Regions from separate parts of the Homo sapiens genome. Here region 2 is linked to region 1. The links are chromatin loops, found by intact Hi-C in ENCODE. Cell type or tissue: B cell. All regions are shown on one strand. Links, peaks and the distances in the headings refer to the core of each region. The heading gives the core; the rest is flanking DNA. Region 1 holds the start of LOC102724463 (a long non-coding RNA gene). Region 2 overlaps LOC101928354 (a long non-coding RNA gene).

Evidence for each region. Peaks named below come from ENCODE experiments on the same cell type or tissue, not always from the same donor. Only the 100,000 strongest peaks of a DNase experiment are listed, where the experiment ranks them.
Region 2: a loop joins it to region 1, with 5 times the contacts of the local background. A loop is called at or near these places in 1 of 110 quality-filtered maps.

What each region holds. Positions count from the first base shown.
Region 1 is chr6:14,655,391-14,670,907 of GRCh38, forward strand. All of the region lies in intron 1 of LOC101928354 (a long non-coding RNA gene), which reads right to left. LOC102724463 (a long non-coding RNA gene) reads left to right here and starts at 3,761. Exons shown (of 3, transcript XR_926514.4): 1 at 3,761-6,460; 2 at 6,819-6,931; 3 at 9,656-9,873. RefSeq lists enhancers at 5,805-5,884, 5,975-6,094. In B cell, for the core only: no CTCF peak of the experiment used is centred there; DNase peaks (open chromatin) are centred at 5,961 and 6,691; H3K4me3 peaks cover 1,434 bases; H3K27ac peaks cover 4,000 bases.
Region 2 is chr6:14,573,244-14,588,760 of GRCh38, forward strand. It overlaps LOC101928354 (a long non-coding RNA gene), which reads right to left. Exons shown (of 4, transcript XR_241980.4): 4 at 13,061-15,517. Among named protein-coding and RNA genes, the nearest start is that of LINC01108, 300 kb to the left of the region's middle. In B cell, for the core only: no CTCF peak of the experiment used is centred there; a DNase peak (open chromatin) is centred at 6,338; H3K4me3 peaks cover 661 bases; H3K27ac peaks cover 1,232 bases.

The DNA of each region.
Region 1 (15,517 bases), core at 3,938-7,937:
TTAAATAACATGTACAAAGTCACAGAGGTCTTTAGAGACTGAGCCAGGATTGGAAATCAGGCAGTCTGACTCAAGAGCCGGAAGAACAGACTAGGTAGATGAATGAAAAGCCAGAAAAACAGATAAGGTTCCAACACAAAACGTAAAAGAAAGGAGAAAAGGAGAACTAGGTAGAGACACACATGGAGCAGGTCCCGTGGGTCAGGAATACAGTTCACACTGGATTCCTCAGGGTTCTTTATGCCAACGCAGTTGAGAAACAGCAGTTCCGAGCACTGAGACTCGAATCTCAAACCTTGGTTCCCGCTGCAGCCCTGCTGTTTTAACGCTGTCCCACCGTGGCTTTATCATTGCATGTGGAGAGACTTTTCCCCCCGCTCAGACTCATTAAATTCTGTTAACCAGAACTCGTTTCATGCAAAAGCTGCAGAACTGTGAAGAGGAGCTGAAAGCATGTGGTATGTTTAAATATGCTAGAGCAATATGCTGACCAGCGAGGTTTGTTTATTAAAATTCTTATGCGGGGTGAAGCTCAAATGAGCTTATGTCAGCTAGTTCATAGAGAGGCCCTGTTTTCAAGATTAGGCTGCTGTTTGTCTTCTTTACGGAGCTGACAGAGGACATTCTGGAGAATATAATACATTATGCCAAAAACATCTGTATTATAGAAAATCAACAATGAAGAGCAACAGCTCCAAATGGAGCTAGTACTTTGAAAGGCGTTTATCTGTCAAGAGATTAAACTGCTATTTTCATCTACGGAGGAAACTAGAGGAAGTGTAAACCAGTTTAAGAACAGCAGAAACTAGCCTACTTTTTTCTGCCAAGTTATTTTTGCACATTCAGGAAGACACAGGATGGGTTTTTGTTTTGTTTTTAATCAAACTGAAGAAAATACTTAGAGAGCTATCTTTTCTCAAATCAGAGTACTCAGAGCTGAATGTTTTCCTTATTCTTTTCCCCATAGAATATATGCCTCTGAATGAGACCCAATGGATGAAAGGGGTTTGCTTCTCACAAGGAAGTGGCCTCTTACCGTCCTATTTTAAAACCCCAGAGTGTCACAGGCTTACTCAGATGAGACAGGTCGCTGGCAAACAAATGATATTTGTCACCAATTCCTGCATCAGGGTAATGAGAATAATAAGAAGAAGTGCCTAACATATATTAAGCATTTTCTATCACTAGGTGTTTTATTATACATTCATTATTTCATTTAATCCTCACATCTCTATGAGTTGGGCACCAAAATGATCTACTTTTTAAAAAATCTTATTAAAGTATACCACACATACAGAAAGTTACACATATTTTAAGTATGAAACTCAATGAATTTCACACTCTGAACTGGCCCGAGTAACCATCACCCAGAACAAGACACAGAATACCTACCTCCAGGCCTCTCATGCCTCCATCCAGCCGCACCCCTCAGGGGCAAGCACTATCCCAACGTCTAATCACATAAAGTCGTTTCCCCAAACTTTCAACTTTAAATAAATGCCATTTTACAACTTCCCCTTTCATATCCAGCTTCCTTCACTCAACATTATGCTTGTAGATTCATCCATATTCTTGTGAGTAGTTGTATTGTGCTGTTGTACTGTGGATTGTGTATAGTTATAGATTATTAATCCTTACAGTTGTAGAATATTCCATTATAGAAACACACCACAATTTATTTTTTCTATTTTATTGATGATGGGTTTGCGACCATTTGAAGGTTAAGGTTAAGGTTTAAGCTTAAGAATACTGAGACCCAAGATGTTAAAAATAACTTACAAACCTAGTAAATGGTGGATCCAGGATTACAACTGAAGTTGGCTTAACTCCAAAGCTCATGCTGTGAAGCACCATGCTGCACTGTCTTTCAGAAGAGCAAAGCTTGCAGGGACCTCTCCTTGATGGGTCGAAAGGTCTTTTGTACAAATAATTTGGGGGGCCCGTGGGAAGAAGATATTTGAATAACGTGCCACAAGTCCAAATCCACCACCTCTACAGAGCTCTTTGCCTTTGGGCATGTCTCTTTGCTTCTGATTCCCATCACTTTTTCTCTTTTCTTTTACTTTGATTGACTGTTCCAATAGCCCTATCAGCATTGTGGGACTTAACTGAGTAGCAGAGCCTGGAAACACCTCATTGCATCTGAAACCTAGAGAAGACGCTGGATGTAAGACACATACTTACAGCAACAGCCACTGACAAGGTGAGCACTCTGATGGATACCTGAGTGAAGAAGAGTATGGAGCGTGTCCAAATTCAGTGTACGTGTACATTCTAACTGGTGTGTTGGCTCACCTGTCTTCCTCTCTCTCATGTTTTTCCTACAAATAGTTGATTATGCTGATGCCAGATCATTCTGATGATAAGCATCTATTTGGCACATCCAGTAAACTGATCCATCATAAGGATAATTGTATTCGAATTAGCATTCATATTTTTTACATGCTTTTAGGAGGAAATGGAAAGGAAAGGAAGAAAAATGATACTTTCAAGGAATCACTTAGAGATAGAGGAAATATCAATATTTGAGCTCTTCTAACGGTTTGCTCTCTTCAAATGGATAGAAATCCAATGAAGAGGCTCTGCTCAGCTCAGTAAAGACAGAACACATCTTAGGCAACCTTTTCAGCCCAAGCTTTGGATTTTTCCAACCCTCACAATCAGAAGTGACTGTGGTTGGACTGAGGAGAGCAGGCTCAGAGAAACTCAGGCAAACCTCAAGGAACACTTTCAGCCCAGCTCTCACTCACTGCATCTCAGCCCAGCTCTCTGGTGTTTTCCTGCAGATGGGCACAGAATCATGTGCCTAGTAGGTTATCTGGCCAGTTGACAACTGATCATGCAGCAAATGCACGATTACTGTAGGCCAATGAACATTGCTTGCTAAGATGAGAGAAATCACTGGATCAGCTGAGGTCTGAGCCAGTGTGTCACTTCTATAAATACTGTTGCGGTTTCCAGGTACAGCACCAGAAGAAACCCATCTTTGCTTTACAGAGTCTCTAGATCCTTGTCTTCTCTTCTGTGTCCTCTGATGGAAGGAAGAGGCTGCCAGCACCAACTACCTTCAATTGCCAGGGCTGCTGTAACAAAGTACAATAGATGTGATGGCTTAAACAACAGAAATGTATTGTCTCACAGTTCTGAAGGCTGGAAGTCCAAGATCAAGGTTTAGGCACGGTGGCTTCCCTCTGAGGGCTGTGAGGGAAAAATGTATTCCAGGCCTCTCTTTGCGGCTTGCAGGCGGCCATCTTCATATTCGCATTGTGTTCTGTCTATGTGTGTTTCTCTCTGTCCAAACTTGCTTTTTTTTTTTTTTCTAATAAGGGCACTAGTTATATTGGATTAGGGACCAGCTTCATGATCTCACTTTAACTTAATTGCCTTTGTAAAGAGCCTATCTCCAAATAAGGTCACATTCTGAGGTTCTGGAGGTTAGGACTTCAACATATGGATTGAGGAGAAACACAATTCCACCCGTCGCACCGACACTCACAAAAATGTATTCTCTTCTCCTCAACACACAGAGCTTAACCCTCCCCAGACTCTCTAGGGTCCACACTCTATAAGCTCTGGTCTCAAGTAAATAACCTTATCAAAAAGGAGGAGGTGTACTTGACATGGCCCCGCTGTTCCCATTGCTTTGTGGTCTTCTAGTATCTCTCACCACAGAGAATGATGTTTGGGCTGCCAAGATCCCCTGAGGCCAAACGACTCAGAGGCAGTCCTGTAACTTCCCCTTCACGTGCCTGGTGGCCTCATTCCAAGCCTCTCTCATCACAGATGCAGGTTCATCCCTCCTTCCTTTTGAGGATTGGACTCCAGCTCCCTTCTCCTCTTCCGCTGCCCTGTGAGCAATCTTTTAAGATCTCACTCAATTCATGTCTTCTGTCACAAGTGCTTCTCACTCACATCTTCAGAACAGAACAGAACAGAACAGCATCTTGTTCCAGTTTGTTTTACATGGTTTGACAAAGGAAGAAGGACAAGCATTTCCTCTTTCCATCTGTAATTTCTCCGTAGCTCGCCTAAGCTGCCACTGACAGCCCAGGTCAATGCCTTGGTTTCCTGGGGCTGCAAACTTCTCTTCCAGGAATCCTAGCTTGGATGCTGCTGCCAGGCAAGGAGAACTGGAATGGCTTGCTGGCATGAATCTTAACCCATCCCTCTTTTCTGGAGGGTACAAGAATCCAGGAGATTTCATCTGCAGCTAAATGAGAGGAGAATCAATACTTGATTTTCACTTTCCTGCATACAAATCTCACTTAAAACATTCTGTTTTGTCTCTGGTCCTATTTTTCATGGAGTCTTTTTTTTTTTCACTTTTAATTTTGAAAAGCTACTTCATATCCCCCTCAGAATTCATACAAATTCCTCCTGTTCAATTTAAAAGCAAAATCAAATTGCTGGAAGTCACTCACATAGGTAGAAAGGAAGAGATAACGCTTTTGAGAATGACTTGTAAAGGTATTTAAAAATATAACACTTGTCCTCATTTCTTTAAAAATGTGAAACTTGAGGATTTCTTCTGAGAATGTTGAGGCTGTGAATGGATGGGTGGATAGATGTGTTTCCATTAAGGGACTGGGAAACCATCTGCAATACCTGGCTTAGTCCTCCTAGGGGACAAATAACATTCTAGTAATAACTCAGGTGATTAGGGAAGCACATACATTCTTTCAAGATGAAAAGTCACTCTTTACAGCACTATTTGCTAACAGATATAATTACTATCTGCAATTAACTGATGAAAAACTATGGGGAAGAAAGAGAATGGATGTGCAAGTGCCTAGCCCCACCCCAAGACATAACTCTCAATACATGTTTACATTATGCAAATCTTAATTGGTATTGAAAAGTCAAAGACAAAGGCGGAAACAAAACGCCTACTTGCTAAGCCAGTGAAATTCATTTCATTAAGCAGCCTGGTTTTCCACATCAAAATATAAATGTGTCTTGCTCCAATTAGTAGATATCATGCAAAAACAAAAGAGTTCAAAATATTTGGATATATACTTTTGTAATTCCTTCATGCAATAAATATTTACTGAGCAGTTGTTATGTGCAGGCAACGGAAGTAAAAAGATGAATGAGCTCAGGATGCTAAGAAACTTGGAGTCTGATAAGAGATAAGGAAAAATTTTTAAAGGCAGTTATGGTATAGGAGCATGCAGGCAAGTCACCTAACCCAGTCTTGGAGGGTAGAAAAGGTTTGAAAGGAAGTGCTATTGAAGCTGAAGCCTGAAGCTAGTCAGACAGGTTGCAATAATCTAGAAGAGGAAAGAAAACAGCGAGAGCATAGGCAGGAGAAATAGAGGAAAGTCATCAAATTAGAGATTTAGGAGAGAAAATCGACAGAATTTTCTAATGGCTATTCCCTTGTGTGTTACAGATTATGATACAGAATAGAGAAGAGGAGCAAATGCAAAGATGATTCCTTTGACAAGATGAAAAACGGTACTCTAATACACCTGCTTTGTAAGTCTCTATTTTCACACATAGCAGGCTTGTTTACAGCTGGCTAAAGATCTGCTGCACAGCAGCACTGACCCCACTGCATTCTTTCTACACCAATAAATTTCCTCTGCTGCCTCATTCAGATAGCCTAGCTGCTGTTTAGAGTGAAATTCTTCCACCTTCAAGCAAGAATCAGAGGTTCTTTCAGGCTTCACACAATAATATGATGAAGAGGCACGCTGAAGGTGAATAAACACTAATTTGTTTGCGTGTGAATAAGGCATCATTTATGTAGCAACTTCTACAGATTGGGTACTGGAGATTTTTCCAAAACGAATAATGCTCCTGCTTTTGAGCTTACAATGTAGTAGGAAAGATAAACAGAGTGTGATAAGTGACATCATAAAGGCACAAACAAATTCCTGTGAGCACAAAGTGGAAAGCCCCTGAGCTGGAAAATAGCACTGAGGTGGTTTCATGAAAGAGGAAGCAGCAAGGCTGGGCCTTGAAGAACGTGAAGGAGTCACCCAGCTAGAGAGGGCAGGAGGGTGTTCCACGAAGTACAAACATCATGAACAGAAAGTCAAAGAGTGAAAGTGAAGGGAGGATTGGGGAGCAGTGAACAGACAATGTGAGAGAGCTGCGGCACCATGGAGAAGAGTAATGAGAGGGACATCCTGAAGGAAAGACAATATGAAGGACTGTCGATGCCAAAGAAAGGACTTTCAGCCATATGCACGCAATGGGGAGCAATGCAAGATTGTCAACCAAGAGACTGAGGTGACCAGATCTGCTTCACAGCAGCAGCAGCAGCAGTGTACATGGAAGATTAGAGGACCGAGAGAGATGCATGTCAGGAAAATCAGCTAACAGACTCTAAAATAACTAAGACTTGAGAAAGATCTGGATCAAAGCTTTAACAGCAGCAATAAAGAAAAAAGAAGAGACATTTCTGTAATCAGATCTAGAAAAGTTGATGACCCCCAGGATAACAGCCATGAAAGTGAGAAGTGCAGGACACAATGGTTTAAGCTTGGAATCTCAGCCACTCCGAAGTCGCTGAGGCAGGAGAATCACTTGAGCCTAGGAATTTCAGGCTGCAGTGAGCTACCTACAGTTGTGCCACTGTACTCCAGCCTGGGTGACAGAATGAGACCCTGTCTCTTAAGAAAGAAAAGAAAGAAAGAAAGAAAAGAGAATAAGAGTGTCTAGGGTTTCTAACTTGGCCATTTTATCGTTAAGGGAGATAAGTCAAGAATAGGAAAAGAATGTGCATACTGGGGAAGACCATGTACACTAAAAAGCAGAGCTTGTCATCTGTGCTGACTCCTTTTTTCTTCTTGTCTTCTCTACTTCTCAAGGTGCTGCTACCACAAACATGAGGAAACTTCTGTTAGGAGTTCAACCTTCAGAGAGGACAGCTGGCAGTGCAAGATGGTGACAGCCCTGCAATCAGGAGAAGAAAGTCATGAGAGTAAGGAATGATGGAGAGGGATGAGAGCGTTTTCTAGGATTTGAAGAGTTAAGAGACTCTGAATAATTGGCAGGGGAAGCTGGGATGGAGAACAAAGTAGGAGAAGAATCATTTGCTGTGAACTCTGTATTTGGATTCCATTTTTGATGATCTTTGAAAATGGGAATAAAGGATTTGGGTTATTTTTAAATTCCTTTGGAGGCTAGACAGTTTCCCTAAATTCAGCATTCCCTTTGAAACTAGACCGCATGAGTCTCTGGTTTGTGCAGGGTTACCCTGGGTCAGAGTTGCCTCTAGAATAAGCAATGGGTAAGTCCTTGAGCTGTTGGAAGCGCATGGAGTGCCTGACAGTCTTCTGCACATTAGGCATAGGGGACCCTTTTGGGGGAAGAGGATGAAGAATAGGAGGGGTGATGGGAGCATGTTGGGTTGTGCCAGTTTAAAGAGAACGTGAAAAAGATAAGCAAGCAAATGAGGCTGCAAAAGAGGAATCATGGGAGAATGAGGAAAATTAAGTGATCATAGCATCCCTGAGGTCAAAAGAGCAGGGGTTTCAGGGAGAGTGCCAGGGCATTAGTTAATACAAAGAAGAGACCACTGGCTTTGCACCCTGGAGGTCAATGCTATCCTCTTCCTAATCCATTACTATAGAGTGATGGGGACCAGCGTTTGTGTATTGAGGAGATAATGAGAAGTGTAAATGGAAAACAACCAGAAGATAACAAGGATAAACAACTCTTTCAAAAATATAGTCACAGGTCACTTAACAGGACTACATTCTGAGAAATGCACTATTAGACAATTTTATTGTTGTGCGAACATCAACAGAGTAGCTTACACAAACCTAGATGGTGTAGCCTACTAGGCTAGAAGGTGTAGTCTATTGATCCTAGGCTACAAACCTACACAGCATGGTACTGTACTCAATACTGTAGGCAACTATAACACAATGGTAAGGATTTGTGTACCTAAATATACCTAAACATAGAAAAGGGCTAGGTGCAGTGGCTCACACCTGTAATCCCAGCACTTTGGGAGGCTGAGGCAGGCGGATCACCTGAGGCCAGGAGTTTGAGACCAGCCTGACCAACATGGCAAAACCCGGTCTCTACTAAAAACACAAAAATTAGCTGGGCATGGTAGCACATGATTGTAAAATCTCAGTTACTCGGGAGGCTGAGGCATGAGAATTGCTTGAACCCAGGAGCTGGAGGTTGCAGTGAGCAGAGATCACGCCACTGGACTCCAGCCTGGGCAACAGAGCAAGACTCTGTCTCAAAAAATAATAATAATAAATTAAAAAAATAAACATAGAAAAGGTACAGTAAAAATATTGTATTATAATTTTATGGTACCACCATCATATATGCAGTCCATCATTAACTGCCACATCATTACATGGTACATGACTATATTTAATGGCTTAAAAACACAGAGATGTGCAAAATCATTTATGTCCAAGGGTTATTTGTCATAAAAACATAATGTACATAACAAAACTTGGGACAACCTAAAACACCAATACAAGGTATTGGCTAAATTTTAAAAGTGTTTTAGAGAAGCGTATTTAATAGAAGAGGAAAATGTTCACTGTTTAAGTGAATAAAACAAGATACAAAAGGCATATACAGTATGAGTTCAATTTTTTTCATCTATACAATACAGGCATAAAAATATTAAAATGATATATATTTGATAAACTGATAGGTAGATTTCATTTTCTTCTTTGTGTTATTCTGTATTTCTCTAATTTTCTGAGTTCATTTGGATGCTAAAGAATGTCTGTTTTTTTACTTAGGAAGAGAGTGGTTTTTCTGTTTGTATATTTTGGTATATTTTGGTTTGAGGTTTCGGTGGTTTTTTGTTTTGTTTTTGTCTTGAGTGATAGTACGTATATGAGATCATGTACAACTACCTACTGTTGCTCTCTTCCACTGGGATGTTTTTGATGTAATGGCTATGCATCTCGGCCTTGGGGGGCCTAGTGCAGCCTAGTGCAATGTCAAAGGGGCTGTCACCTGGTTCTTGCTGCCACCTGCCTGTGCAGGTGGCTGCTGAGGCAGCCTTTGGCCCACAGGTCCCCTGAGACATCCTTTGCCTCTGTCTGCCTTCCTGGCCCACTGGCTCTCCTGACCAGTCTAAGCACAGATGAGTGGAGGGCGGGGGGAATCGTCCTGGCCTGGCCTGTGCCACACTGGGGCTTGGGAGTTTCTGCAATGTCTGCTGAGGCCCCCCGCCCCCATCCTGGTCTGACTCTGCAGCCAGCTCCAGGAAGTAGAATGCAGGCTACTCTCTCCATAAGATCATGCTTTACCCACTGTCTTTCCTTCTTTCTTAACCCCAGGGAAACCTCATCTAGATTTGAGGATGAGGACGGGTGTAGGGAGCCAATCTCATCCTCTGACATTTCTCCCTAAGGGCGCAGTCCTTTGAAACACGTGTAAGTCAGCAAAAGGCACCCAGGCTATTTGCTTTCCCTCCTACCACATCCGTCCCCTGAGGCAACAAGCATTAGATGGCCTGGCTGCTTTGGGGGAGGGAGGGGCTGGCAAAAGGAGAATGATGGAGCTGGAAGGAGAGACAGAGTAGCCCTAGGTTAACCCTTCAAAACCATTATCCTGATGTGCAGATGTCGACAGAAAACAGCAAGCCTCTCAGTGCCAGCCTGCGTGCTGGAAGTGCACATGCATTATTAATTCACTGGGACATTTTTACCCTTTCCAGCCTGTTTCTCCAGGTTTCCCGCCTCCTTCCACCTTCTGTACAGGACACACCAGTTCCCTCAAGCCCAAAATGTGAGCAGCTGTCATTCTCTGCATAGCCAAGCTCGGCAGTCTGCCGAAAGGGACAAGCCAGTCCCGCAAAGGAATGATGTATGCCAAAAGATACTGCATTAGGATCTTCATTAACTGGAGGGCCAATAAATTTATGAAAATCATGAATCAGTTAATCCATTCCTTACGATGAATAGCTAATTAACATGAGGACAGGGCCTGACCCTTCTATTCATCTCTACTCACTCCTGAGCTTCCTGTTACAGACAGGCTCCAGGGCAGAAAACAGAACCCACATTGGCTAGCGTGTGTTCAGGTGGGTCCCCATGGGGCAAAGCCGAGGGGATGGACTAAACACAACCTTCTCTTAATGTTGGGACTTTCTCTGAGAGTGCATTCTTATTTCTAACTTTTCATTATGAAAATAGTCAAACACAAGTGTAGCAAGGTCTTACAAATTTATGGGGCCGGGTGCGGTGGCCTGTAATCCCAGCGCTTTGGGAGGCCAAGGCGGGCAGATCACCTGAGGTCGGGAGTTCAAGACCAGCCTGCCCAATATGGAGAAACCCTGTCTCTACTAAAAAAGAAAAAAATACAAAATTATCCGGGTGTGGTGGCGCATGCCTGTAATCCCAGCTACTCGGGAGGCTGAGGCAGGAAAATCGCTTGAACCTGGGAGGCGGAGGTTGCAGTGAGCAGAGATCGTGCCATTGCACTCCAGCCTGGGCAACAAGAGTGAAACTCCATCTCAGAAAAATATATATAGATATTATGTTTCATCATCCATTTTAAATATAAGTTGGACTTTCTCATACCAGAAGCATGTGAAACAGTTTCCAGTTCTCTGCCTCCTCCCAGTTCCTCAATGTGATGAATCCACGTATCTGCCTTACACAACTGCCTCCTGGCAGCCAACTTCCTATGGGACATATAGACACAGCCCACTTGACTCACCCTGACCCCGCACCCCAGGCGGACTATGCAGATATGACTCAACGACCACTTCTCAGTCATAACGTTAGCTGGTGGGACTCCTGCCTGCTTGCTCTAAATCCACCAATGACAACTCCTCAAGGGAAACCCATCTGGGTAATTCCCTGGATCCCAACAAAGGCTCTGGCCCACAAGTCCCTTCCCCAGTCTCCAACCCACTGGTCGAGCACATATGTCCCAGACAGCTCTCCTCTTCCCATTCGCCCTGAGGTTGCTGTCTTGTTCTCTCCAGGATCTGTAAATAATACACTGCTTCAGTTATTTCATGCATTTTCTTTTGCCTCCTCTGGGTCTTACCTGACTGACACACTCAAACCTAACTAACTTCTTTCCCATTCAGGGCTCTCCTAGAGCGTGGCTATCTTAGTAGGAATAAGCTAGACACAGGTCAGACGAGAGCACAAGTATAAGTGAGTTTCCTGTGAGAGGGACACCTGGTCACAGGTGGAGACACTCAGGCATGAGGCCGTCCACCAGGATAAAGAAGTACCTTGTGAAAGGCACATTGTAAACATCTACAACCAAATAACTACTCTCCAGAGAGAGACCTCCAGACCAAATTAGAAAGAAAAAAAATACAACATTGTTTAAGTCGATAATAGCACAATGAACCTGATAGACCCATCACCCACCTTCATTAATTATCAATACATGACCAATCTTAGTGCATCTGTGCACCACCTTTCTGGATCATGTTAAAGCAAATCCCAGGTATCGCATCATTTCATCTATAATTATCCAGCTATGTCTCTAAAGGAATGAGGACTTTTTAAACACATAGCCACAATACCATACTAACATCTTTAAAAAATAATTCCTCAATATCACCAAATATCCTGTCAAAGTTTACCTTTCCTCATGAATCTTAGAATTTTTTAACAATTTGTTTAAATTGGGATCCTATTGAGGTGCCACACCGTGCAATTTGTTGTTATGCCCCTTATTATAAGACTCTTTTAATTTATAGCTTGCCCCCATCATTGCTTCTTCCTTGCAATTTTTGTTCAATAAACCATGTCATTTGCCCTTAGCATTTGACACAGTCTGGATTTTGCTGATTGCATTCCTGCAGTGCTGGTTGCCTTGTGTGTGTGCATGTGTGTGCACACACGTGTGTGCCTCATATTTCTTGTCCTGTAAAATGAAATTAGATATAGAGGCTTAGTTCAGATCAGTTTTTTTTTTTTTTTTAGGGTTTTTTGGTTGTGTTTTTTTGGCAAAAACTTCAAAGGTGGTCGTATATACTCCCATCAGGAGTGACATAAAGTCTGGTTGTCCCTCGTTTTGTGATTAGCCGCCATTGGTGATGATCACCTATGGCAGTGTCTCAACCAAAGGTGATTTTACAGTCCCAGGGAACATGTGGCAATGTCTGGCGATGCTGGATGCTACCGGAATCCAGTGGGTAGAGGCCAGGGATGCTGCTGAATGTCCTGCAAAGCACAGAACAGCCCCCACCACAAAAGGATGATCTTACCCAAAATGTGACCCGTGCTAAGCTGAGAACCCCAGGGCTGGATCCATTTACTCATTTGGGGTTGCAAAATGTTATATTCTATTTCTGTCATTTACTTTTTATTTGTTAGCTGGCACACTTATATAAAGAAAAACTTCCTAATCAATTACTTGGTTTTCCTGAGGTGGAATTCATATGGTAAATGTAAGTAAGTGCTCAATTCTTTCATTTATCAGTTATCAAAATAATGAGGCAGTTTTCTAGACTCCTCCAAAGGTGACCAATGAGATTCTTTGTTTTTTTAAGAATCATTTATGAACTCATAGGTATAAAGGAATTGGATGTGTTGTAATCATTTGCAGTAATTATCTTACTGACGCCTAAATTGTCCTGTCTTTAGATAGTATGAGCTTCTTCAAATTGGTTCCTGAGTCTTTTTGGCACAGCCTATTGTGCTTTAAAAGCCTGCTTGCATTTTGGGATTATAAGATTCTCTAGGCACATCTTACATATTTGCTGTCCTAGACTGGAATCTACCACTTCTTCAAGGACCTTTGGTTACTTTAAGTGGTATTTAGTGATCATCACTGGGGCTTTAGGGGGACTCATACATTTTAAGACACACATAGCCCTCATAATATTAGATTTCACTCTAAGGATGGAATTTTCTGAGCTATATTTTACACACAGAAAAACTGGGACTCAAGAGAGTGGTTTTACCCCAACTCAAACTCAAAGCAAATGGAAAATTTTGAAAGCTGGCAATATATATCCACTCCTGTCTCCAGATTCTTTCTCTCCATCAGTAGGGCTGGGAATTGAACAGACTGTTTCCAAAGCCCAATAGTGAGGAGACAATGATAAAACAGACAGGATCTTGGAGACCAAGACAACATGGAACTGGAGTTCTGAGGCCCTCAGGCCTCTGGTCCCTCTGAGGCCAGGACTCTTTCAGGCCCCTTCTTCTTCGCTGAATTGGCAGCACAAATGAGTGTGAGCTGGTGTTTCCTGAAGGAAACCAGTACCTATGGGCAGAGACTATGAAAAAAAGGGTGCACTAAAAGTTCCATAAGAAGTGTTGGCCGGGCGCGGTGGCTCACGCCTGTAATTCCAGCACTTTGGGAGGCCAATGCAGGCAGATCACGAGGTCGAGAGATCGAGACCATCCTGGCTAACATGGTGAAACCCTGTCTCTACTAAAAATACAAAAATTAGCTGGGCATGGTGGTGGGCACCTGCAGTCCCAGCTACTTGGGAGGCTGAGGCAGGGGAATCGCTTGAACCTGGGCTAGCCTCGCAACAGAGTGAGATTCCGTCTCAAAAAGAAAGAAGGAAGGAAGGAAGGAAGGAAGGGATGGATCAACTTTACCTAAAATGTAGGGAGGTGAAGAAGGGATCCCCTTTGATATTAAAAAATCAAAGACATCATTTTACATTAAAAACAGATCGATGATGGAATAGCATGCAAGATTTACCATTTGAACGTTAAAAGATGTGACTTTGAAGAAATTCCAGGTCCCACTGAACTTGCTGCTTGACTCCTGGGATGCAGAGTCAGGGTCCTCTGCAATCAGCATATTTTGGGGGAGAAGGTGAGAAACTGTGGGGCAATTCTGAACCCACTCTGTGCCAGTAAAAGGGTCTCTTCCTTTATTATAAATTCAGGAAATTTAACTTACATTGAAGAGTCAAAAGATAGGTTATTTGTTTAAAGTCAAGAATTCTTTTATGTAGGGAATTGTTAGCCCTAAATTTCTCCTCTCTTAAAAACTTTAATATATAGGAGTTACCTATCTTGGGTTTAAGCAGAAGCATGTCAGTTTGAGAACAGCATTAAACCATTCTTGGAACAAGGCAGGTTATATATTAGATGTAATATATAGGTGGAAACACACCTGCTGTCTGCAAACACATCCTTCCTCTGCCCACCCAAAAAGGCCTGGATTTTTTTTTTTTTTTTTTTTTAAGCCCTGCAGCCACCTCTGAGTGAGCTCAATAAAAACCTCCACTGCCCAAGTGATGAAATCAGATTAGCATGCTCCAGCTCTGATGTTCTGTGCTGAGGGAATTGGAAGGAGTTGATAATGTGGAGTTGGCTATTTTGCATTTCTCAGTGACATCCTCTAATGAGCTGGCAATGCCCAACACCAGGCTGCTGTCTTGGAGAGATGAAAACAATACAGTGGTCATTTCACATCCTATCATCCTCATGACAACCCACGAGCTACCTACTCCTTGCCTTTGATTAAAATACACAGGATCGGCATGAGGACTGGAGAGCATGAGCCCCGAGAGGGAAAGGGACCAAAGAGGGCTCCATGGAGAAAAGGACGCAGCACCCTAAGGAAATACACATTTTTAAAAACCGCAGCAGTCAAGGGTGACTAGCCTTGGTGTTCCCTGAAATATGCATTATGGAGAACTGTGAGCTATGATGCCTGATTAACTCTCTCCAGTAGAACCGATGAATGGTTTTGCCAAGGAGATCCATTTCTATTTTGTGGTTCGATCCCTACAGCAGTGCAAATTACAGGGGTGAAGTTACCAAGGCAGAAATCCAGCTGCTGTACATTGGGACAACTGGACTAGCTGTTAAGATATTGAAATACTGCCTACTGGTTGACCAAAATACACTCCCCAAGTCCTTCTCCCACCTACCTTTCTTCCCCAAGCTGTCCCTACCCTTCTCTAAAACCCCCAGATGATCCCAACTCAGCAACTCTACTAACTGGGCAAGGGCTGGCACAAGAGGAGCCTGCCAGTGCCCTGACTTAGCATGATAGGTGGCTTCCATTCTCATGGGTCAATGCCACTGCCAGGCTCGCTGTGAAGCAGTCTCCATATTTGATTAGGAAGCCCCATTAGACTTCCTAGCACTGCTGAGCCTTCTCAGAACCCTGCCAACAACCCACAGGGACAGGTCAGGGCCCTGCAGGGTCGTGCTGCTCACCCATATCCTCCTATCCCCCATCCTTGCCTCCTACAGAAGGAGTGCCCACCGGCCCCGGTGGAAGAACAAAGGAAGTAAAGGGCTGCAATCATTCTGGCTCCCAGAGGCCTGGATAACCTTCAACATGCTTGGCAGGCTTATCATTAGGATTTTTTTTTACCGCCCTTTCCTTGTCGCCAGCCCTCTTTAAGCTTCCTAAATTAATAATGATGAAGTTCTTTAAACCATATCTCCAGTCTTTGTTTTTGATGATTTTCGCTCTCTGGGGCCTTTTTCTCCCCCTGTGGAAGCCGTTTACCATTCTCACCTTCATTTTTGTCCATTCTTCTCAGATATCCACAGTGATAATCACCGATTAGGTCATTTTAAAAAGGAAACACAATTAAAAAAAGAAAGCAAGCCTCATTTAGGCA
Region 2 (15,517 bases), core at 3,980-7,979, 82 kb before region 1:
GCTAAACATCAATCACTCTTTCACCTGCTCAAATGTTTTTATCAAATGAGTGGAGCATCGCATTTTATCGAATGGCCAGGCTATGATGGCCAACTCTGAGCCCTAGGCAGGGAAGAGTTATACTGAGGAATATTCAAATTGAGATGGTATTTTAAACCTAGGGTACTTTCTAAAGTGTAAAAATAAATAGTCACTTGTGCATGCTAATTATAGCTACCATTTACGTAGAAAGGAAAAACCAGCAACTGAGAGCAATAATTACAGATGATAGTGATCATGATGATGACAAACACTCATCTGACACTTACTATGTGCCTGGCATGGTTCTAAGCACTTTATTTATAATAATTGAGCCTCACACCAGCCTTGTGAAGTAGGTACTTTACCTCCATTTCATAGGTGAGGACATTGAGGCTGACAGTTGGTGGGTGACTTGTCTGGGGTCACACAGCTAATAAGTGGTAGACCAGATGGCCCCTCTCCAAGACTGTTCTCTATACTGCTGCAGCATACTGCCTGGCCTGAGTTTCCTGGATGTGCCTCTTAGCCCCTGGAAGGAAATTAGCAGACTCAGCTCAACTACACATTAAGGGAGAAATGGAGCCTCTCAGAGGCAGGTTCATTTGTTCATGCTTTCACTCATTTCAACTCTTATTTCTTGAGTGTACTCATGCAGGCATTAGGAGGTGGACCTTTAGTGGCCCCAAGGGGTTGATTTCTTAGACCTTTGTTCTTGTTTGCAGTCTCACATTGTCTCTTTTTTTATACCTCCACAGAGGAAAAGAGGACCATCTGTCAGAAAAGAGGACATTGGAGGGAGGAGCAATGCATTTCCTCATCCTTTCAGCATCTGCCCCAGGCTGCAAGTCTGCCCTGTGATATAACCCCAGGGGTGTGCTGAGCCCTGCTTGCAGAGGCTTTCGGGCTAGTTGTGTGCCTCTCTTCCCAAATCCATGACATCACACACTGGTACCTTGAAATTAGCCATGGAAGGACCACGTACACCATGAACTCAACAAATGCTACAAATCAAGGTGTGCATGTGTGCATGAGTGTGTGTATGTGTGTGTGTGGTTTGTCAGAGAGCCAGCTTATCAGCCCGTTACTGCACACACCACAGGATGTCTCCCCAAGAGACAGAATGACAAACCTCATGCCATTCTTCTTTCTCCAGAAACTGCATTTAGGATAATGAAGAGTACACACTTGTCTTCCCTCATGATTCCCTCTAGAGCCATTATCATCTGTCAAGCAGAACTTTCATTATGAACTTTTCACTCCAAAAAGGCACTAAACCACCAAAGTCAACAGACTCACGACTTCCCTCGTCACAAGCACAGACCCAGCATTTCAGATCTGCTGATTCCCTTTCCAAAATTCCCAGCTCACACTTTTGGCTTTTTCATTTACCTCAGCCCTGTTGAATCCCCTACTCCTGGCATAAATTATAGTTAGACCTGCATTTGAATCCCAGCTCTATCACTGTGGATTGTCCTTAAGCCTCAGTTGCATCATCCCTAAAATGGGGATTCCAGTAGGACCTAGCCTCAAAAGATTGGTTTGAGGATTAAGCTTCTGAAAGTATATAAAGCACATAGCAGAAACCTGGCATGAAAGAGAGGTTGTCACTATAACACACTCTACAAGCAACCAAACCCTACACACTTATAACATTTCCCTGCTGCCTGCTGCCTGCTCCTGTCCAGACATGATATAAACAGGGTGAATGCACCATCCTCTTCCCTAATTTCTGGGTATTGCTTATATTGGTCTCTTATTCTGGAAGGCCTTTTCCTACCTATTGAAGTCCTATCCATCCTTCAAAACCCTACTTGAATTCCACCTTGTATATAAATTCTTTGCTGATCCTCCCAATTGCAATTAAACCCTGGATTCTTTGCTCTTCTGGAGGCCACTGAGTTCCCCAAATGGCAACATTACCTTTCCCCTCCCTATCATCCTCACTTTGCCTGAAAAGTTGATAGAACTCCATTTCTTTGGGCTAAGGTATATAAAAGTGTTGAAATGGTAAAAGTGACCTGGGAAGGATACACATTTTTCTACGTGGATGCATTTTTGGGTATCCCTAACACTGACATTTCCCAGCATCATGAGACCACAGAGCTGGAAGGGTTCCTAGAGATCATGTACTCACCCGCACATTTCACAGATGAAGAAAGGAGACCCAGGGAGCAATTCAGCCAATGTCACTCAGCCAGGCTCAGAACTGGGCTGCAGTGACCACCAGCCTAGTGTTCTGTGCACCCCGCCAGGCTCCTAGGGGAACAGGACAAAGCCTGACAGAAGTAGGTTGAGGGACAATGGTCACAGCATGGAGGGCTTCGCAAGAAGGCTGGCAGGGCAGCCACGAGAACAGGAGAGTCAAGGGCAACATGAAGACATGGGTCTGAAGAATGGCAAGGAATTGGGCAAATGGCTTGAAGTCCTGGAGGGAAATTATCTGCTAGCTTCATCTCTTTGTCCAGACTGGCAATATCCCCATCTATAGCCCTGGCCCAGCCACGAATGGCCACATGCAGGAAGGCATTCAGCAGGGAGTCCATCACCACTCTATGATTTAGAATGCAGGCCTTTTACCTTTCCTCATGGCTATACGGGTTCCTGTCCTCGGAAGACATCCTAAAGTCTAAACTAGCCACTACCAAGTGTAAATTAGTTCAACCACTGTGGAAGACAGTGTGACGATTCCTCAAAGACCTAGAGGCAGAAATGCCATTTGGCCCACCAATCCCATTACTGGGTATATATCTAAGGGAATATTAAATCATTCTGTTATAAAGATATATGCACGTGTATGTTCACTGCAGCATTATTCACAATACCAAAGACATGGAATCAACTGAAATGCCCATCAATGATAGACTGGATAAAGAAACTGTGGTACATGTAAACCATGGAATACTATGCAGCCATAAAAAAGAACAAGACCATGTTCTTTGCAGAGACATGGATGGAGTTGGAAGCTGTTATCCTCAGCAAATTAATGCAGGAACAGAAAATCAAACAACACATGTTCTCACTTATAAATGGGAACTGAATGATGAAAACACATGGACACTTGGAGGGGAACAACACACACTGGGGCCTGTGGGTAGGGGGTTGGGTAAGGAGAGGAAGAGCATCAGGAAGAATAGCTAATGGATGCTGGGCTTAATACCTAGGTGATGGGATGATCTGTGCAGCAAACCACCGTGATACATGGTTACCCGTGTAACAAAACTGCACATCTTGCACATGTATCCCAAAAGTTAAAATAAAAGTTGAAGGGAAAATAATAATAATAATAATAAATAAATAAATAATAGCCACATCAACTCCTCACCTCTCATCACTCTATTCCTTTTTTTTGCCGTACCTACTTCAGCTTCAATGTGCTTCTCACTACTTGAAATTAAGCTATTTGTTCATTCATTCAGTTTCTTTGTTTACTGTCTGTTCCCCCATGAGAAGAGAAGCTTGAGAGTTAGGAACTTTGTCTTTTCCTACTATGTACTGGGTGCTCAATAAATATTGGTTAAATGGATGAAAAAAAATGTCATAACCATCACAGGTTGTATTAATAGATATCTGTTCTTTCCTTCCTACTTTTTTGGTAGATTCATTCTGCTGTCTTTCTCTTACTTCTTAAGTCTGATACTTAGCTCAATCATTTTGGTCCTTCCTGCTCTTCTAGTGTAGGCATTAACTTTCTAAGGACTGGCTTAACTGTGTTCCCAAGTTTTGATTTACAATATGTTAAATATCATTCGGTTCCAAGTATTTTTAAATTTTCATTAATATTTTTTGACCCTTAAGTTGTTTGGAAGCATGTGTGGCTATGTGTGTGTATATATGTTTAATTTCCAAATAAGTGAGGGTTTTCTACATTTTATTTAATCTACTATTTCTAACTTCATTTGTGGTCTGAGACTGCAATCTTTTGAAATCTAGCATTATGTCCTAGCACTGGGGCAATCTGCATTAATATTCCATGTGTTTTGAAAGTCAGATATTTTTTCTAGAGCTGGGTGTCATGTTCTATATAGGTCCAGTTGATCAAGCTTGCTAATTAAACTGTTCAAATCATCTATATCCCTTCTTCCCTTCTGAATTATTATAATTTTTTAAATTATATTTTTAGCCTCTGGTTGTTTGCAAGTTAAAAGCTTTGGTGTATTCGTTAGTGCTACTCTTCCTTTTAATAGGACTATATTTATATGTGTAACTCTGATCAAATCTCTCCCATATTACCTGCTAATGTTTTGTAATAGTTTAATTTCTTCAGCCTCTTTTCCTACACCAACTAGACTTCATTTTTATTGCTTAAGCAGTTTTAATTTGGATTTACCTGCATCTTGCCTCACTATTTCTTCCTGTATATCATACTTTTCACTTGGAATAATTTTCCTTCAGCCTAAAGTCATCTTCCAGAATTTTCTTTGGCAATGGTCTTTCTGTGATAAGCTTTTCCAGTTGTGCTTTGTCTGTAAAAGTCTTCATTTTATTCACATTCTTAAACTGGAGTTTTGCAAGATAAATTATTGTAAGTGGACAAATTTTCTCTGAGCACACTGAAGATATTATTCCCCAGTGCAGCAGTTTCCTCTGTTCCTGATGAGAAGCACCCATCAGCCTCACCACCATTCCTTAGTGGATGATCTGGCTTTTCTCCCTGGCTGCTTTGTAAAAAAATCTTTTGTCCATTGATATTCTGCAGCTTGGCTATGGTGGGCCAAAGTGTACATTTCTTATTATCTTACTTAGATTGGAAGGGGGGCAGGTTCTAGAAAAAATATTGGTGTTTTACCATAACTCTGGAAAATTCTCAGCCATTTTCTTCTTCTTCTTCTTCTTCTTCTTCTTCTTCTTATTATTATTATTCGCATTCTAATTATTTCCTTCTGAAACACTGATTAGACAACATTTAAACTTGAGATGTCCAATATACTAGCCACTATCCACATGCAGCTATTTTAAGGCACTTCCATCACTGGAGAAAATTCCACTGGATGGGACTGGTAGATCTCATTCTATTCTTATTTTATTTTAATCTTTCTTTCGTCTTTTCTAACTCTTTGTCTCACAGGACCCCAGAATGAATGCTTTGTCTAGATCAATCTTCTGGCTCAAAATTTTGTTAGTCTGTTTAATCATTAATTTTTTTAAAAAATCCACCTGTTATATATATGTATGTGTATATATATATATGTTATTTCTAGACATTATATTTTGAGATAACACACACATGCACACACACATACACACACACACACACACACACACACACACACACCAAAAAATACTAAATATACTTTGTGGTGATACCAACCCAGGATCTCTTTAAATTATTATTTTTTTCTTTTTTGCATGAAGTGTCTTCAGCCCACACAGGTAGTATGAATTCAGACAGAAAGCTCACAAGTAACCACGGCTTATGGTTACACATTCTCACAGAAAAATCTCTTTTTCCTCTACCTAGCTCCTAGGGTTGCGGCAGAAAGGTGTTCTCAATGTCCTTTTCTGAATGGTGGAATTTATTTCCCATCAATCTAACAGGGACTTGCGCTCTCAGCTTGACACAGAGGTGGTGGAGTGGGGGGTGGGCTGTGTTTTTCTATTATATTCCTCACCTTGGAAAATCTAGATGTCCTGCCCCAGATGCCCTGTGAGGCTATCAAAACAAATGCTCAAGGACTGAAGTCTTCAAGGTTTGGCAGCAAGCTCTTGGGAGAAAGCCAACTTCGGTACAGTGTCCTCGTTTTTACTTTGTTTAAAATGCTATAATCCTGAGAAAAATATCAGATAAATCCACATTAAAGGACATCCAGCAAAATACCTGACCAGGACTCTTCAAAACTGTCCAGATCATGAAAGACAATGAAAGACTGAAGAACTGGCATAGACCAGGCCAAGGGAGACTGATGGGACAGAACAACTCAATACACCATGGACAGTACCCTGGAATGGATTCTGGACACTAATGGGAAAACGAGTGAACTCTGTAGAAAGTCTGGAGCTAACAGTGATGTACTAATGTTAATATGGAGGTTTTGTTTTTGTTTTTTGTTCTTTGTTTTTTTGAGACGGAGTCTTACTCTGTCACCCAGGCTGGGGTGGAATGGCACCAACTCAGCTCACTGCCACCTCTGCCTCCCGGGTTCAAGCGATTCTCCTGCCCCAGCCTCCTGAGTAACTGGGATTACAGGTGCAATACGGAGGTTTTGAAAAATATGTCATCTTAATGTAAGATAATAACCTTAGGGGAAACTGAAACTGGAACTCTGTGCTATCTTTGCAACTTTTCTGTAGATCTAAAATTATTCCAAAATAAAAAGTGTATTGGAAAAGAAAAACTCTGATGGTGTCTTACTTTCATTTCAGCTCAGTAGTGTATTTAAAAAGGCGTTTATGGCCTGGCGCTGTGGCTTATACCTGTAATCCCAGCACTTTTGGGAGGCCACGGCAGGTGGATCACAAGGTCAGGAGATCGAGACCATCCTGGCTAACATGGTGAAACCCCATCTGTACTAAAAATACAAAAAATTAGCCAGGCGTGGGGGCCGAGATCACACCACTGCACTCCAGCCTGGGCGACAGAGCGAGACTCCATCTCGAAAAAAAAAAAAGAAAAAGGTGTTTATATCTTTAAAGAAATAGTATTTTAGTTGTTTGATTTGGGAGGGTCCTGTACAGTATCCATCATACCAGCTATACCACTAGAAACAAAGCCTCTTCTTTGTTATTCTTTCCCCTTTAGGGAAGAATGGATCAGAATCATAACAACCAAATGAGTGAAAAGTTATGGAATCAGCGTAGGATATGCTCAAGGAATGAGGACCTAGAGAGTAAAAGATGTTTAAAAGAAAACAAACATAGCAGTTATAGAAAAGTAACACCAGTTCACATGGATCCATCAACAAGGGGAGGTTACTCAATAGGCCCACTTGGTATATATAAAAATAACATAAGGCAAAAGATATCAATACTTTCCTTGAATGGAGTTTGTTATGGGTCAAATTGTTTTTCCCCCAAGTTTATGTTGTTTATGTATTGAAGTCCTAATCCCCAGTTCCTTAGAATGTAAGATGATTGGAGACAAGTTCTTTACAGAAGTGTGGAGGTTTAAGTGACTCCATCTTGGATGCTAATCAGCCATGTTGGATTCTGATTAACCACAGTTCCAGGAAGGTCTCTAAGATTTCCAGTTCATCTATTGTTTCCTGCGTAAACTTAGGTACTTACTGTAAATCTTGCCCTTAGGTAAGACAACCTTGATGTTATCATACTTCAATTGTCCCACAAATCCGTTCTGAACCACCCCTTTTTTTATGGTCTACAAGCCCTGGGTCTGGGGGATAATGGTGCAGCGGTCCACCATCTTGTCTCGCCATCCCCTGAAACCCAGACATGGCTTCTGTTCATAAGTCCCAGTTCTTTCTAAGAAACTGGATTTGTCAGCCTCTTTTTTTAGCCTCTTAGCTTCCTTGGACTTTGGGAGTAGGGTTGCATAGACCTGCCCACCATGAAACAAAAAGTAATCAAGTTACAATGATTTAGAGTGGGCTCTTATCCAATACAACTGGTGTCCTTATAAGGAGAAATTTAGACACAGACATGCACACAGAGAGAACATCATGTGAAAATGAAGGCAGAGATCTAGATGATGAGCCTGCAAGCCAAGGAATGCCAAAGATTACCAGCAAACCACCAAAAGCTAGGGAGAGAAACATGAAATAGAGTCACGCTCAAAACGCTCAGAAGAAACCGACCCTCCTAACACCCTGATCTCAGACTTCCAGCCTCCAGAACTATGCAAGAATACACTTCTGCTGTTTAAGCCACCCAATTTGTGGTACTTTGTTATGGCAACCTAACAAACTAAAACAAAGTTATTCCCTAAAACTCTACACGAAGTCTTTGATTAGGAGGGCTAGCCAGCCTGGGTCTGCTGTGTGGCGATAGTTCAGACTACATATGCCTTAACTGTCTGGAGTAACCTGAAGGGGGCACGGAAGATGCTGTTCCCCCAGTTCATTTCCACCTGCTTCAACATTCCCAGAATTGGGCAATGTTCTCTTCTATTAATACTACAGTTCCACTCAGAGGTCCTGGAACACAATCAATAATTCTCCTCCAAAGTGCTTTCTACCTAAAAAAGCACGATGTTCTTATTGATGGTGTACTTAAAAAATGTTTTAAAGTAAATCTACAGAGCACCCTGGCTATTCAGATCCAGAAATTGATTAACCAATAGGATATAAAGACAGAGAGATGCTGCTATCTTTGGCAAGGTCGCACAGCAATTTGTAAGAGAGACTAAAATAGAATCAGCACCCCATTTCAGAGCCTGGTCAACAACTCAGATGACCTCCAGCAATTGATCTGGTCAGTCCCTCCAATTACGGGTCAATACATGAAGTCTTTAGACCCAGGAAATTCCTATTTCCTTTTTCAGCCCAATAAAGCCTAGTTCCAAGCCTTTACAAGTCAAGAAAATAAGATATGGGTTGCCCCAACATATACCCAATGAAGACCCCAAATCATGCAGCCTGATAGAGACTTGTTAGACTCTCAGACCTTCCAGCAGAGCAAATGGAATGTGTCCAGAACCAGACTCAATTCCTCTAAAGACATTAGATAGGCTTCTCCTCTATTGCCAAGTATCCCTTCCCTTTCTAAGAGCACAGCCCCTTCTCTTTTCTTCCACCCATGCTATAATATTAGAAGCAAAAGGGAAGCAAATGTTCCAAAGAATTCTGAACTAAAAAGCTTCCGATGTGGTGGGAGGGTGTGGAGTGAATGCATTATCTTGCACCAGTCACCAGGAATGGGTGTCAGCACCCATGTCAGAGGGCTGCCTGCACACAGCACCCATCTCTGAATCTGAACCCAATACCACCTCTTCTCCAGCTCAGCTTTCCCCAGGCCCTACACTAGACCCCCTCAGCACCAAGTGAGTGTCGAGGAAAGCACATGGGTTGTGGTCCTCTCAATATGTCTGGGCCCTCTTCCTTCTTTCCCATCCACAATGCTGGTGCCAGAGGCTCTCTTGGGCCATTGCCACAGCAGCTTATAAACCAGCACTGTCCGCAAGGGACACAATGCCAGCCACAAGGCAGACCACAGATAGCATTTTAAACTTAGTAGCAGTCCCTTTGAGAAGACTGAAAGGAAAGAGATAAAATAGATTTTAACAATGTGCTCTATGTAACTCAATATACCAAAAACATCATTTCAATGTGTAATCAATGCAAAATTATTAATGAGATAATTTACCTTTTTTGTGACATCTCCAAATTTTGGTATTTTAGACTTAACAGCACATTTGATTCAAACCAGCCACATTTCAAGAAGCAAATAGCCACATAGGTCTAGTGGCTGCCATATTGGACAGCATCAGGTTCAAGCATTCTCAGAGTTTCAAGGGATCTCTTATGGCTTCAAATCTTGGGAAGGCATAAGATTTTAGAGGACAGACATTTTCTCTTACACATCTTTTATATTTCCATTGGGGTCCATGAGAGAAAGTTCTAAGTTCCTTTTTTTTTCCCATTAAATTCATATAGAACTCAATTTCCTGCCCTTACATCTGTAGTTGTCTGCCTGAAAAGACTCCTTTCCCCTCTCCACCTCCCCATTTGCCTCAAGGCATCTATTTTTTTTCCTCTCCAGTTTAAAAGGCAATTCTTCAATGAACCAAAGCTGAGACAAGCATGGTTTCCTTGAAGCTCCAGGGAAGATTTATGCACTCTTCTGCTGTTGCACGTACTATGGTGCACTGCACTGCTTGAGAACATTGCTGTCTCCTCTGAAAAACTGAATACTTTTTTTTAAATGGGAATGTATCTTAACTCTGTATACCCAGTATTTAAAGGAAACTTTTTATTTAAGTATAATTTTTTAATAGCGATTTAATTCTCTTTGTACAATTAGTATCTCTCTCTCTCTCTGTACAATTAAGCTTTATGAAGGTTAGAGCTACCTCTGACTTACCCCAGTGATTAATGCACAACAGATACTCAATAGAAATTATTGGATGAAAAAATGAATACATGAGTTGATCATAAAGCAACTTACTCCTCTAGCAGGTATCTTTCTACTCAGCAATTCTTCTTGGAGCTATGTATGGCCCCAGAATATCAATACAAGTTCTGTTCCTTCTTCTAGTTGAATTTCAGATACTTCTGCCTATTAAGTTTCCCACATTATTTATCTTGTCAACATCTCCTTTTTCTCTATTTTTAAAAATTTTTTTTAATTTAAAAAAAAATTTTTAGAGACAGAGTCTCACTATGTTGCCCAGGCTGGAGAGCAGTGGCTATTCACAGGCACAATTATGGTGCACTCCCTGTATACCCAGCACTTAGCACAGGGCCTACCACAAGGCTGCTCATGACACGGTATCTCAGTTCCCCAGAATCAAATGATCCAAGAGAGAAAGAGAATGAAGGAAAGTGACCAAGACAAAAGCTACAGTGTCTTTCATAACCTCATCTTGGAAGTGACATGCAATCATTTTTGCCATATTTTATTGGTCACACAGACCACCCCTTGTCCAATGTGGGAAGAGTCCATACAGGTATGAAAATCAGGAGGTGGGGATCACCAGGGGTCCTCTTGGAGGCTGGCGATGGCCGTGGATATGGAGTAAGGAATGAAACACATGACTTCGAGACAGCATAAATCCCAGATGCAGTGCTCTATGGCACCTGAGTCACTGGCCTTAGAGACTATGCAACTAGCAAGTCAGACCCGGCCCATGCTCTCCACACATGCCCTCTTGCCACACGAATATTGCAGCTCAGTGTTTATGCCATTGAGTGATTTGCTACCCTTCTTCAACGTGGCCTCACGTGAGTCCATCTGGATAAGCCAGTCCCAAAGTCTGGGAAGTCAGCAACGTCTACCAGCAATGCATAAATGGACCTTAATAGGAATATATGCAGTTCAGTTTGCTGTGGTAAATAGATTCGTTTGTCAATTTTTTTTGTTTCAAATTTTTGAAGGCCTAATTCAAAGAGAAACCCATACATATCTAGGCTTTCTGTAGCTGAAAGCAATTAGCCACATAGCAATTGTAAAGAAACCTAAAGGGAGCATTTGGTTCACAAGTGGAAAAAAGATTGAAAATGTATCTCACCACAGGTGACAAAATTTAGGTAATAACAGTAGTAATACCAGAAGTTCAATACGATTTATTTTATATTTTAATGTTGCTTTATGAACCTAAAAGCCTTGGTAGGCAAATATTGTGTGAATTTCCTGAGACTGGAAAGCAAAAACCTTCGTCACCCTAATGATAAGTAAAAACGAGTAAGCAGTCTTGATATCCACACAGAAACACTATAACAGTGAGCCTTCAAGTGAAATTATTAAATACACGAACACAATGGGTGTCTGGGGCCCCACAGGTCCATCTTGTGGACACTGCTGGATTACCTACTGTTACAAGACTGTACTCCACTCAGAAAAAATGTTTGACCATAGATTGTAATGTTTACACATGCACGTAAAACATGAATGCAAATTTTTTTAAAGCATGCAATTAAAAAATAAATAGAAATTGGCTGGGTGCAGTGGCTCACGCCTGTAATCTCAACACTTTGGGAGGCCGATCGCGAGGTCAGGAATTTGAGACCAGCCTGGCCAACATAGTGAAACCCTGTCTCTACTAAAAATACAAAAAAATTAGCCAGGCGTGGTGGCAGACACCTGTAATCCCAGCTACTCGGGAGGCTGAGGCAGGAGAATCGCTTGAACCCGGGAGGCGGAGGTTGCAGTGAGCCGAGATCGCGCCATTGCTCTCCAGCCCAGGCAACGGTATGAGACTCTGTCTCTGAATGAATGAATAAATAAATAAATAAATAAATAAATAGAAATTATATATTTTTTCCTTCCCATACCACTTGTGAAACTCACTTTGGAGATTACTGTCTTAAACAAAATTTCCCTTCAGCTATTCTGTTACACTGTGCAGTAGACATGGCTGGCCAGAAGAGTTGGGACAGAGGGCTAGGAAAGGTGGATTCTCCCCTGAGTCTATTTGTACTTAAATCCACATAAGAACTGAGGAGCTCATGGAGGAAAAGGTGGATTGAACTCTAATACCCCTTGGGTTTCTAGGATATAGAAGCATGCCTAATGAATGAGAGAGAGAATTCCCAGGAAAGGGTGGAAGTTTTAAGGAGGATGGATGCTGTGGTGAGAGTATGTTGAGTTGATAGAGCCAGATTACACTGGGTCCAGGCAGTAAAGCTGGGTGAGAATATCCTTCCTCTTACCATGGAGATATCTCATGGATGGATTAACAAAGACCTACTGCAAGTGAGTGGAGGTTGCTGCTTGATGGGAACCCCATCCCTGAAGATCTATTAGGGTTTGAGCTGGAAGACCAAAGCTCAGCCATGCCAGGGTTAAGAGGCAAGTCATAACATAGAAAGCCTGAGAATCTCCACTCCCAAGCACCCAACACTGGAGCTTGTCTGTCACCTGCAAGGGTGACTGACGCTGAGGCTAGAGATGCCTAGTTCCTCTGTGTCAGAGAGAGGAGGAGCCTGTTTTCATGGAAAATGGTACCTCCAGCAGTACCAGCAATGTTCTCACTACAGAGTGAACCCTGCAGAAATTTCCAGCATGGGACTACTGTGTGGTCCTGGCTTAGCCAGCAGTGAAGTCATAAATGACCACAACTGATTTCTGGACACATGTTAATATCCCTAGGGATTCATGGAAAAAAATTGAGAAAAGAATCCTGGATGCAGTTTAGTTTTCTGCAGCCAGCAAGAGTATTTTTATAACCATGGTTTCATTTGTATGAGTGGGCAAGTGAGACTGAGACATTCCTATTACACACCTTAGATTGTCCTGCTGGAGCCACTAAGTGAAGCTGGAGAGGTTTAATACAAAACTGAGATAACAGAGTCATTGGAAAAATTACTTCTGTCTTAATTCAAGAGGAAAAGAAAAATATATAAACCTATTAAAATAATTTAGAGTCTTTGAAGCAAAGCAAAAAAGAAATTATACTATTAAAAAAATAGAGCAATGGGGTCTGGCCATCTCAGCAGATACCCTACTACATGACAAAATAAATAATGTAGTGGCAGTTAGTGCAATAGCTTCCATTTTAGAATATTTCAAAAATATCTGTGGGAAAAATAAACAATCCCATGCCTTCAGTGGAAGAGCTGAACCAAGTGTGGAAGCCAAGTAATCAGTTCCCAGCACAGAGGTGTCCACACACCCATTCTTCTCTCCCTGCTGAAATCTCACTAAAATATCAGCAAGATATAAAAAGCGGCTCAAGCCTACACGGCCAAAGAGACTTTGAGAGATGACAGTACACAATTGATATCAACAAAAGCTGAGAGCTGGAAGAGAGGTGAATTGCGGCTGAGTTAGCAGACCAGGGAGTGTTGAAATTTAAACCTGCCCCAGACAAAGCCACAAATACAAGATCTTGTTCCTTGAAGATTCCTGGAAAAACCCAGGTGTTTGGGTTACAGATCACACAGGAGGCCAGGATAACAGGAGAACTGGTAGAAAGATGTTGATGTGAGTCGGTTAAATGGGAGAATAAACAACAACAACAACAACAACAAAGACATGGGATCCTGGAAACAGAGAGTCTAAAACAGAAGAGAGAGAGAAAAAAATCAGGATGGTAGTGAAGAGAAACCACAAGAAAACACCTATGCTGCACCCCAAAAAGGCAAAACCCAAATTGGAGAAGAAAGACAGAGAGCTCTTGAGGAATGATGCCAAGAAAAGAGAGATGGAACTAAAAGAATAGTTGGCATGTTTAGGAATTAAGATTGTCAGCTGTATCAGATGGTTTAAGGATGAATTAATAATAGATACATGTAAAACACAAGCAAATAGAAAAAAAGAGGCAAATATTAGGTCCAAAGAAAATAAAAAGTTGTATAGAAAAGAAATATAATCATGACTCCCTATAACATGCACTATAATATCATGTAGTGAGCACTATTTACATAGCTGTGGCAGGCAGCTTAACGGCCTCTGTATTAGTCTGTTTTTGCATTGCTATAAAGAAATACCTGGGCCAGGCGCAGTGGCTCACGACTGTAATCCCAGCACGTTGGGAGGCCGAGGCGGGCAGATCACCTGAGGTCAGGAGTTCGAGACCAGCCTGGCCAACATGGTGGAACCCTGTCTCTACTAAAAATACAAAAATTAGCCGGGTGTGGTGGTAGGTGCCTGTAATCCCAGCTACTCAGGAGGCTGAGGCAGGAGAATCGCTTGAGCCCCGGAGGCGGAGGTTGCAATGAGCCAAGATCGCGCCATCACGCTCCAGCCTGGGGGACAAGACTGAGACTTCGAAAAAAAAAAAAAATCCTGGTAACTACCTAGGTAACTTATAAAGAAAAGAGGATTAGTTGGCTCATGGTTCTACAGGCTGTACAAACATGGTGCCAGCAACTGCTCAGTTTCTAGTGAGGCCTAAGGAAGCTTACAATCAATGGTGAGAGGTGAAGGGGGAGCAGGTGTATGACATGGCAAAAACGAGCAAGAGAGAGTGCAGGAAGAATTGGGCTCATTAAGCATCTAGCTCTCATATAAGCTAACTGAGCAAGAACTCACTCATCACCAAGGGGATGGGGCTAAGCTATTCGTGAGGAATACATTGCCATAATCCAACCTCCAACATTGTGAATCACGTTTCAACATGAAATTGTGAGAGGACAAACATCCAAACCATATCATTCCACCCCTGGCCCCCCAAATCCCATGTCCTTCTCACATTTCAAAAGACAATCATGCCTTCACAATAGTCCCCCAAAGTCTTAACCCGTTTCAGCATTAACTCAAAAGTTTCAAGTCTGAAGTCTCAATTGGAGATAAGTTCCTTCTACCTATGAGCCTGTGAGTTCAAAAACAAGTCATTTACTCCCAAGATATAATGATGGTGCAGGGAATGGGTATCATTCCCATTCCAAAAGGGGAAAATTGGCCAAAAGAAAGGGACAATAAGCCCCACACAAGTCTGAAACCCAACAGGGCAGTCATTAAATCTTAAAGCTCCAAAACCATCTCTTTTGACTCCATGTCCTGCAACCTGGTGCAAGAGGTAGGCTCTGCCCCTAGGGCATTCCAGGCTGCAGCCCCCTGTAGCTGCGCTCATGGGTTGGAGTCTGGCGCCTATGGCTCTTCCACACTGAGGTGGAAGCTCCCAGCTCTTTGATTCAGTAAGAAGAGTATTAAGAGAAAGTGTGCTGAGATGAAGAACAGGGGTTCTTAGATGGATGTCCTCTGGGAGGAGAGTCTGACAGCCCTTCAGAGCTGGATAATCCATCCAAAACAGGTAGTGAGGTCCATGAGACCAACAGAAACAGACAACTAATCAGGAGCTTGAAATAAGGGATAAGGTCTTTACGTTGAAAAGGAGATTGGCCAAGGAGAGAAGCAGGAGATGTCAGACCAAGCAACAGACTTTCTCCAGGAGCCTGGGGAAGATGCTCATGCAAGTGAAGCAGAGCTGGATGAGCTTAAAATA